Regions from separate parts of the Homo sapiens genome. Here region 1 is linked to region 2. A link is an interaction called in ENCODE POLR2A ChIA-PET data of the cell type or tissue named here. Cell type or tissue: GM12878. All regions are shown on one strand. Links, peaks and the distances in the headings refer to the core of each region. The heading gives the core; the rest is flanking DNA.

Region 1 (4,339 bases), core at 226-4,225, 570 kb after region 2:
GCGATGGTCCTGCCTCAGCCTCCCAAAGTGTTGGGATTACTGGCGTGAGCCACCACGTCTGGCCACAAGGGATTTTTTGTTTTTGTTTTTCTGTTTTTTAATTTTTCAAAAATTTATTGGTTGGTTGTTTGTTTGTTTGTTTAAGACAGAGTCTCACTCTATCTCCCAGGCTGGAGTGCAATGGTGTGATCTCAGCTCACTGCAACCTCCACCTCTCAGGTTCAAGCAGTTCTCCTGCCTCAGCCTGAATAGCTGGGGTTACAGGTGCCTGCCACCATGCCCAGCTAATTTTGGTATTTTTAGTAGAGAGAAGGTTTCATCATGTTGGCCAGGCTGGTCTCGAACTCCTGACCTCAGGTGACCCACCCGCCTTGGCCTCTCAAAGTGCTGGGATTACAGGCGTGAGCCACTGTACCCGGCCTGTTTGTTTATGTTTTTGAGAAAAGCTTTTACTCTGTCACCCAGGCTGGAGTGCCGTGGTGCAATCACATCTTACTACAGCCTCAACCTCCAGGACTCAAGTGATTCTCCCACCTCACCCAACTAGGTAGCTGAGACTACAGCCAGGTACCACCATGCCCAGATTTTTATATATTGTGTAGAGACCGGGTTTTGCCGTGTTGCCCAGGCTGATCTCAAGCTTCTGGGCTCAAGCAATCTGCCTACCTTGGCATACCAAAGTGCTGGGATTACTTGCATGAACCACTGAGCTCAGCATTTTTTTTTTTTTTTTTTTTTTAAGAGATGAGGAGGCCAGGCGTGGTGGCTCATACCTGTAATCCCAGAACGTTGGGAAGCTGAGGCAGGTGGATCACCTGAGGTTGGGAGTTTGAGACCAGCCTGACCAACATGGAGAAACCCCATCTCTACTAAAAATACAAAATTAGCTGGGCATGGTGGTGCACGCCTGTAGCCCCAGCTACTCGAGAGGCTGACACAAGAGAATCGCTTGAACCTGGGAGGCGGAGGTTGCAGTGAGCTGAGGATGCCCCACTGCACTCCAGCCTGGGTGACAGACAGAGACTGTCTCAAAAAAAATTGGGTTTGTGTTTTACAACACTTCTTGGTCACTATGATACTATGATTATTTAGGTCTAGGCTTAGGGAAATCTTCTGGTGCTCAGTTATAGGGACAAACATGTTAATAATACCTTTGTACATGTGTGAGTAATGTGAATTTGCAGATATCGGGATAAAATCACTTTTGTCAGACCCAGAAAAAACAGGGCTGGGAAAACATGAAGAAGAGGAGGCTTACACTTACGTGTCTGTGATAAGAACTGTTTGCAAGGCCTGTAATCCCAGCACTTTGGGAGGCCAAGGCAGGAGGATGACTTGAGCCCAGCAGTTCGAGACCAGCCTGAGCAATGAAGCAAAACCTCGTCTCTACAAAAAAATTTAAAAACGAGCCAGGTGTGGTGGCATGCACCTGTAGTTATACCCAGCTACTCGGGAGGCTAAGGCAGGAGCATCCCTTGAACCCAGAAGTTCAAGGTTGCAGTGAGCTATCATTGGGCCACTATAATCTAGCCTAAGTGACAGAATGAGACCTCATCTCAAAAAAACAAAAGCAAAAATTGTTTCCAACAACTTTATAAAACCCCAAAAGAAATCCCTTCACGTCCTTCACACATCTCCTGCTTTGCACAGCTTGCACATTTCAAATGTATACTTATGTTTCCATGACAAGACTTATCACTAGACATTCTTCAGGATGGGAGTAATTCAGATAAGATGCTCTTGAAAGTACACTTATCCAGCAACGGCAACTGCACCAATGAATTGACAACTCTGGCTTTGAGCTTCTGGGAGCGATGAATTCTGTTTTTTTTTTTTTTTTGAGACAGGGTCTTGCTCTGTCACCCAGGCTGTAGTGCAGTGGCACAATCATGGCTCACTGCAGCCTTGACCTGAACTCTCTAAGCAGACTACGTGAAGCTCTCCCTCTTTTCTTTTTTTTTTTTTTTTTTTTTTTTTTGAGATGGAGTCTCACCCAGGCTGGAGTGCAGTGGCGTGATCTTGGCTTACTGCAACCTCTACCTCCTGGGTTCAAGCAGTTCTGCTGTCTCAGCCTCCCAAGTAGCTGGGATTATAGTCACCCACCACCATGCCCAGCTAATTTTTGTATTTTTTAGTAGAGACAGGGTTTCACCGTGTTGGCCAGGCTGGTCTCAAACTCCTGACCTCAGGTGATCTGCCCATCTCAGCTTCCCATAGTGCTGGGATTACAGGCTCAGCCACAGGCTGAGCTTCACGCCTAGCTGAAGCTCTCCTTCTTTGCTAGTAAAATCTTCCCTTCCCTCACTAGGCATATTTGTGGCATCCCAGGTTATAATCCTCGTTGCTCATTCCTGAATAAACTCAACCTACTTGGAGATAATTTTTTGTAATGTCTTTCTTTAGGCTGACAGTAGGAAATAACCCCCAGCTTTCAGTTTTTCCTTCTGAATTTAAGATGGTTTGCATTTCCTAGAGGGGATCCCATTTAGAGGTAGGGGTCAAAATTTTTGTCTTACGTTTATTGTGCTTCTGTTTGTCTTATTTTATGTTTTCATTTTCCTACACTTTCAGAGACTAGGCATTGAAAAGACTGACCCTACCACACTGACAGATGAAGAGATAAACAGATTTGCAAGATTGGACATTGATCCAGAAACCATAACTTGGCAAAGAGGTACCAGAGCAGTATACAAGCCCCGTTTGTTTTGGCTATATTGCACACCCTACACCCTCCAGAAGAGTTGTTAAAATGTGAGGCTCAGAAGCTTCCATGTTGGTATTTTACCAGCTAAGGCATGACCAAGATGGTGACATTATTTCTTTTTCTTGCCACCTCTCTCAGTATCTCTCCTTATTAGCTATCATCAAATCTCTTTGTTGGATTGGTCGAACATTTTGCTGGCTATTCAGTGTTGACTGAAATTAGGGTAGTTAAACCAAAAATCACATTTTACAAATTTAATTTTATGCAAAAAGTTTTAGTGTCATGAAGTAGAGAAATTATGTTTAATCACTTCTTGAATCATGTGTGACCTTTATTCTTAGAACTCTTGTGTGGCATAAATGACTTGATTTTTTTCTGTAGTTCTCTAGCTTACCTAATCTTTTTTTTTTTGAGATGGAGTCTCGCTCTGTCGCCCAGGCTAGAGTGCAGTGGCACAGTATCGGCTCACTGCAAGCTCTGCCTCCCAGGTTCACGCCATTCTCCTGCCTCAGCCTCCCGAGTAACTGGGACTACAGGCACCCGCCATCATGCCCGGCTAATTTTTTGTATTTTTAGTAGAGACAGGGTTTCACCATGTTAGCTAGGATGGTCTCAATCTCCTGACCTCATGATCCGCCCACCTCAGGCTCCCAAAGTGCTGGGATTACAGGCATGAGCCACCGCACCCGGCCTACCTAATCATTTTTTTACCTCATTTTATTAAATTCTCTTATAGCATATTAGGTAGCCTTCAAGGTTTAAATACTTACCAGTTCAGTAAGTAGGTTTCCTGGCTTCACTGCCATATGCTACTTTTCTCAATGCACAACTAGTGTAGCTTAGATTTCACTTTGCATCAACAATGCAACCTTCTATTCTGTATCACTATTGAGAAAGAATCTTCATCCACTCATGCAGAATAGAGCTGAAGGCCAGTTTATTGACTGTTTTTGTGATTTTCCTTGACTCAATAACCGTTGCTAGCTAATGGCCTTATTTAGATGACACTCTCAATGTCTAAAACCACATTGGAATTTCTCTTCCTTTGCTTCAATAGCTTTAGACAAATGGTATAATATTTTATAAGGAATAAGCTAAAAGTCCATTTTGAAGATTTAGTATCCGATTTACTTTTCTTTTGCTTCGTGTCTCATTCATGTTTTCTAAGCAACTAGAGGCAGTCATACCTATTGACTAGCTATTTTTTACAGAAATATTAGTTACATGAAACCTGATACTTTTTTCTTTTGAAAAATAAGGGTTGGCTTTAACAACACATTACAGCAAGAGTGGGGGGTGTGTGTGTCTGATTGCTATATAAGACACTGCTTTTGGTATGAAATTATGACAGTCTTTATGGAAAATAATTTGGCATATTATCAAGTGCCTTAAAAATGCTTCTCCTCCTTGACTCATTTAGAGTATGAACTGGGTTTTTTTGTTCATTTTGTGTGTGTGTGTGTTTTTACTTTGAAATTATTTTAATTTTGAAATAGAAAACATCTTGAAAAAAAAACCCACAAAATATATAGGCAAATTTGTACTCTGTGAGCTTCTCACATCCTTACACTGCTTCACCAATCTCTAAGATGAAAAACTCTGTTCTAAAACATATTCAGCCATCAGCAATGATGT
Region 2 (4,339 bases), core at 214-4,213:
TCCTAAGGGGCTGGGATTAGAGGCGTGAACCACTGTGCCTGGCAAAAATAAGTATACTTGTCACTACCGTGAATACATTTTATTAAAACATTTTATTTACTGTCATTATGTTAGCAATATGTGCATTATACTTATAGATAATATTCTAGAATAGTAAGAAAGACTATACACGCATGCCCTGCCAAAATTGAATTGTTGCACTTGAAGGGGAAATTTTAATTTGAAAGGCAGGTTTTTAGGAAGGTAGATATTAGGTTTTGGGGCAGTTTTTATTAGAAGGTTTTGGGGCAGTTTTGTTTTTTTTTTGTTTTGTTTTGTTTTTTTGGAGACAGAGTCTCACTCTGTTGCCAGGCTGGAGTGCAGTGGCGTGATCTTGGCTCACTGCAGCCTCTGCCTCCTGGGTTCAAGTGATTCTACTGCCTCAGCCTCCTGAGTAGCTGGAGCTATAGGCATGCACCACCACACCTGGCTAATTTTTGTATTTTTAGTAGAGGTGGAATTTCACCATGTTGGCCAGGCTGATCTCAAACTCTTGGCCTCAAGTGACCTGCCCGCCTCAGCCTCCGAAAATGCTGGGATTATGGGCCTGAGCCACCGTGCCTGGCCTTGGGGCAGATTTTTAATATATGTAAATTAAGAATTCTCAGTACTCATTTCAGCAGTTATGTTGCCTCATTTGGAAAGAAAAGGTATTCAGCATGTGGGGATGCATAATACATTTTAAAAATCCGTTCGTCTTAGTCAATGTGCTCCATGGTGTCTTTTTTTCAAGGTTCGAGATGACACATTTAGTAGGAGATCAGGTTATGGGATAGTTCATGTTTGGAGAGGGGACAGAATTGATTTACAGACATACCACCTGTTTTCTCCTACTTTGGCTTTGGAGGACAAGTTGTAGTATCCTGAGGAAAAGCTGATTGTATCACTTATGACTGAGATTTTCATCTTTAGCCGCTTCTGTGTGATACATGAATTAATGGGTCATAACATAGGAGTTAGCTAATTTTCATTTTAAAATATTACTCAGAAGATATTTTTATCTTAATTGTACATTTCAACAACATAAATAAGCTGTTCAAGACTGTCTCCCATGCCTCCAAAACAAATAAAAACCCCCCACAACTCAAATGCATATAAGCTGTTACTATAGTATAATGGTGAGTTATAGCCAGTGTATGATGGGATTGTTGATAGAATAATGCATATTAGAGCTTTTAGTTCAAAAATTTGAGATAGTGATTCAGAAAGAAAAAAAGGAATGATTATCATGAATTCTGTTTATTAGAATTCTGTTTATTAAAGAGTTAAAGATATGTTTTATTTTTTTATCTTTATTATCATTATTTTTTCGAGATGGAGTTTCGCCCTTGTTGCCAGCGCTGGAGTGCAGTGGTGTGATCTTGGCTCACTGCAACCTCCACCTCCCGGGTTCAAGCAATTCTGCCTCAGCCTCCTGAATAGCTGGGATTACAGGCGCACGGCACCACGCTTGACTAATTTTTTGTATTTTTCGTAGAAACGGGGTTAGCCAGGCTGGTCTCGAACTCCTGACCTCAGGTGATCCACCCGCCTCAGCCTCCCAAAGTGCTGGGATTACAGGTGTGAGCCACGGCGCCTGGCCAAGATGTGTTTTATTATTTGCACTTGTGTAATGGCAAAGAAAATAGGTTACTAAGCTTGCTCTTGTTAGAATATCCTTTGTAGTCACTCATTTGATGATGTTGAGTAAGAATCTTTCCTCTGTTAATACGTCTTTGTTTAAAAGAAAATAAGTTACCTTTGTAGTCTTTGTACATTTTTCTTTGCAGAAAGTTTCCCCTCTGCTGGATAATAATTAATTTTATAAAAGTGTTTAATCCAGTACTGATTATATTCCCTTGTGAGCTGGATGAAAAGAAACTTCTGAATGTTTGTAACCACAGATTGATGATTTGGTTACAAAGACTCTCTGTTGGTGATGGTTTCTGAGAACTGGAAGGTAAGCTTGTTCCTTGGGTGAGTCATCATGTTGTCTTGCAGTCGGTCATGTGTTTTCTTAGCAACTGCTGTTGATTTCAGGTTTGAGCAGGGTGAGCATGTTTTGAAGTGATCCAACAGATTCTTTTAGGTTATATATGGCTGCTAAATCTTATACACTTACTGTTACTATTATGTGTCTTACAAGGAGTGAAAGATTGAATTCTTTTTTTATCTCTACCTTCCAAATCATTTCTTTTCTAATTTGTTTTTCAGGGGTAGTGAGGACTGGGAGTGGGGGTAAAAAAGGAGAAAAATAAATGAATCTGGGATATCATGAGTCTGCCTGTTTATGCCCCTGGACTAGAGCAGAACCAAAAGGACCTCCATGTGCTGATAGGGTTAAATATGATTTCCTGGGGTGTTGATCTTGAGTAATACTCCGTGTGCATACATTCTATAGGAACAAGTGAATTTTAGAAATGTCTGTGGTATAGTGTAGTGGTTAAAAGCTTGGGTTCTGAAATCAGTCTGACCCCTGGTTCAAATTCTAGCTTTGCCATATACTAGAGGTGTTATTTTGGGCAAATTACTTAACCTCTCTGAGTAGAGTTTCCTCATCTGTAAAAGTGAAACTAAAATCCCACGTACTTATATTACTGAGATAATACAGGTAACAGAAAGCATAGTACCTATAGAACACATGGTAACAAATGCTAGTTATTACATTCAGTTCAAGGGTGCAGTACACAAGGGGCTAGGTATCAGGTGTTTAGGGGACAGTCAGAAATGAATCATATATGAGCCCTAATTCTTCAGGAACTGGGGGAGATGGCCTTGTAAACAAGTCACTGTAGTATTATCTAGAATGGAAGAAGTGCCAACTGAAGTACAAGCAAGGTGCTGTGGGTGCATAAAGCAAGTGATGCCAACTTTGGGGAAGTTAGGGCTAATTTTGTAAAGCATTTGCCATTTGAGCTGAGGGTGTATTGCCAGGCCTAGAATGATGAGTAGGGCTTTTATGGGTGGAGAGTGGAGGAGAGTGATTCTCCTGCCTTAGCCTCCCAAGTAGCTGGAGGCTACTCCCAAGTGGAGGAGAGTAGATTTTGTATTTTTAGTAGAGATGGGGTTTCACCATGTTGAGCAGGCTGGTCTTGAACTCCTGACCTCAGGAGAATCACGTGAACCCAGGAGGTGGAAGTTGCAGTGAGCCGAGATCACGCCACTGCACTCCAGCCTGGGCAACAAGAGCAAAACTCTGTACCCACCCCCCCCCCAAAAAAAAAGAAAAGAAAAAAGAAATTTATCTGGCCTTTAAAAAAAAGAACACCAGGCTGGGCAACCAAGCAAGACCTTGTTTTTACAAATCAAAAACAAAAAACCTGTTTCCATCTACTTCTGAGATTCCTTTTTCTTTAGCATATCTTCTAGCTCATTAAAAAAGGATTTATGGATCTTCTTGGAAGATAACACTTCCAACAACAAAAATGTTCCTTCTGACCCTTTATCTCCAATGACTTGGATTACAAAATTCTTCAATTTTCTTTTCATGGAATTTCAGACTATAGTTTTGAGATTTCTAAGAAATATTTTTTTCCTTATCTCAAATCCTTCCCTGTAGAAATATCCCTGATATGTCCTCAGCCCCCAAAATACATATAATATGTTCTCAACCAACAAGAAACACCACTTAAGTTGTTTCCTCTCCGCTGGTGAACAATTAGAACACTGCTTTAAAAATGTCTTATGCATTCCACAACATTTTCCTGAGTAGAAACAAAACTCGAAACACCAAAGGAACTTGAGATGTCAGACTACTAAAACAAAAGAAAATCTCTGTGGTATTCTTTGGGTGAACTCTTTCAATTTACTTAAAAAGCTGGCCAACTAAGAGAGGTACTAAGATTTGCATCTGTTTTAAAACACTTATTTTGGCCAGGCATAGTTGCTCACACCTGTAATCCCACCACTCTGGAAGGCAAAGGTGGGAAAATCGCTTGAGCCCAGGAGTTCAAGACCAGCCTCAGCAACACAGCTAGACCCCATCTCTATTCTTTTTTTTAAAAAGCTTATCTCAGTATTTCTATATTCCTTTGGACAACCTACAGTGCAAAAAAAGTGAAATATCAGTGACACCTACTTTGTTATAGCTTAAAAGTGAGAACAGGTAAATTCTCTAACATACATGATCAAAATTGTAAGTTCTGTATTTGAAAATAATGATAAAACAGCAATAAGAATCACTGGCTGGGCGTGGTAGCTCATGTTGAAATCCCAGCACTTGGAGGCCAAGGCAGGAGAATCACTCGAGCCCAGGAATTCAAGACCAACCTAGGCAACATAGTGAGATCCCGTCTCTACAAAAAATTTAAAAATTAGCCAG

Evidence for each region. Peaks named below come from ENCODE experiments on the same cell type or tissue, not always from the same donor. Only the 100,000 strongest peaks of a DNase experiment are listed, where the experiment ranks them.
Region 1: POLR2A ChIA-PET joins it to region 2 with 6 read pairs; 3 of 35 experiments call an interaction of 5 or more read pairs at or near these places.

Annotation. Positions count from the first base shown.
Region 1 is chr14:64,432,998-64,437,336 of GRCh38, forward strand. It overlaps MTHFD1 (methylenetetrahydrofolate dehydrogenase, cyclohydrolase and formyltetrahydrofolate synthetase 1), which reads left to right. Exons shown (of 28, transcript NM_005956.4): 16 at 2,572-2,674. Among named protein-coding and RNA genes, the nearest start is that of AKAP5, 30 kb to the right of the region's middle. In GM12878, for the core only: no CTCF peak of the experiment used is centred there; no DNase peak of the experiment used is centred there.
Region 2 is chr14:63,862,492-63,866,830 of GRCh38, forward strand. The region is part of intron 1 of SYNE2 (spectrin repeat containing nuclear envelope protein 2); the gene reads left to right. Among named protein-coding and RNA genes, the nearest start is that of SYNE2, 12 kb to the left of the region's middle. RefSeq lists an enhancer at 1,881-1,940. In GM12878, for the core only: no CTCF peak of the experiment used is centred there; a DNase peak (open chromatin) is centred at 1,990; H3K4me3 peaks cover 835 bases; H3K27ac peaks cover 3,624 bases.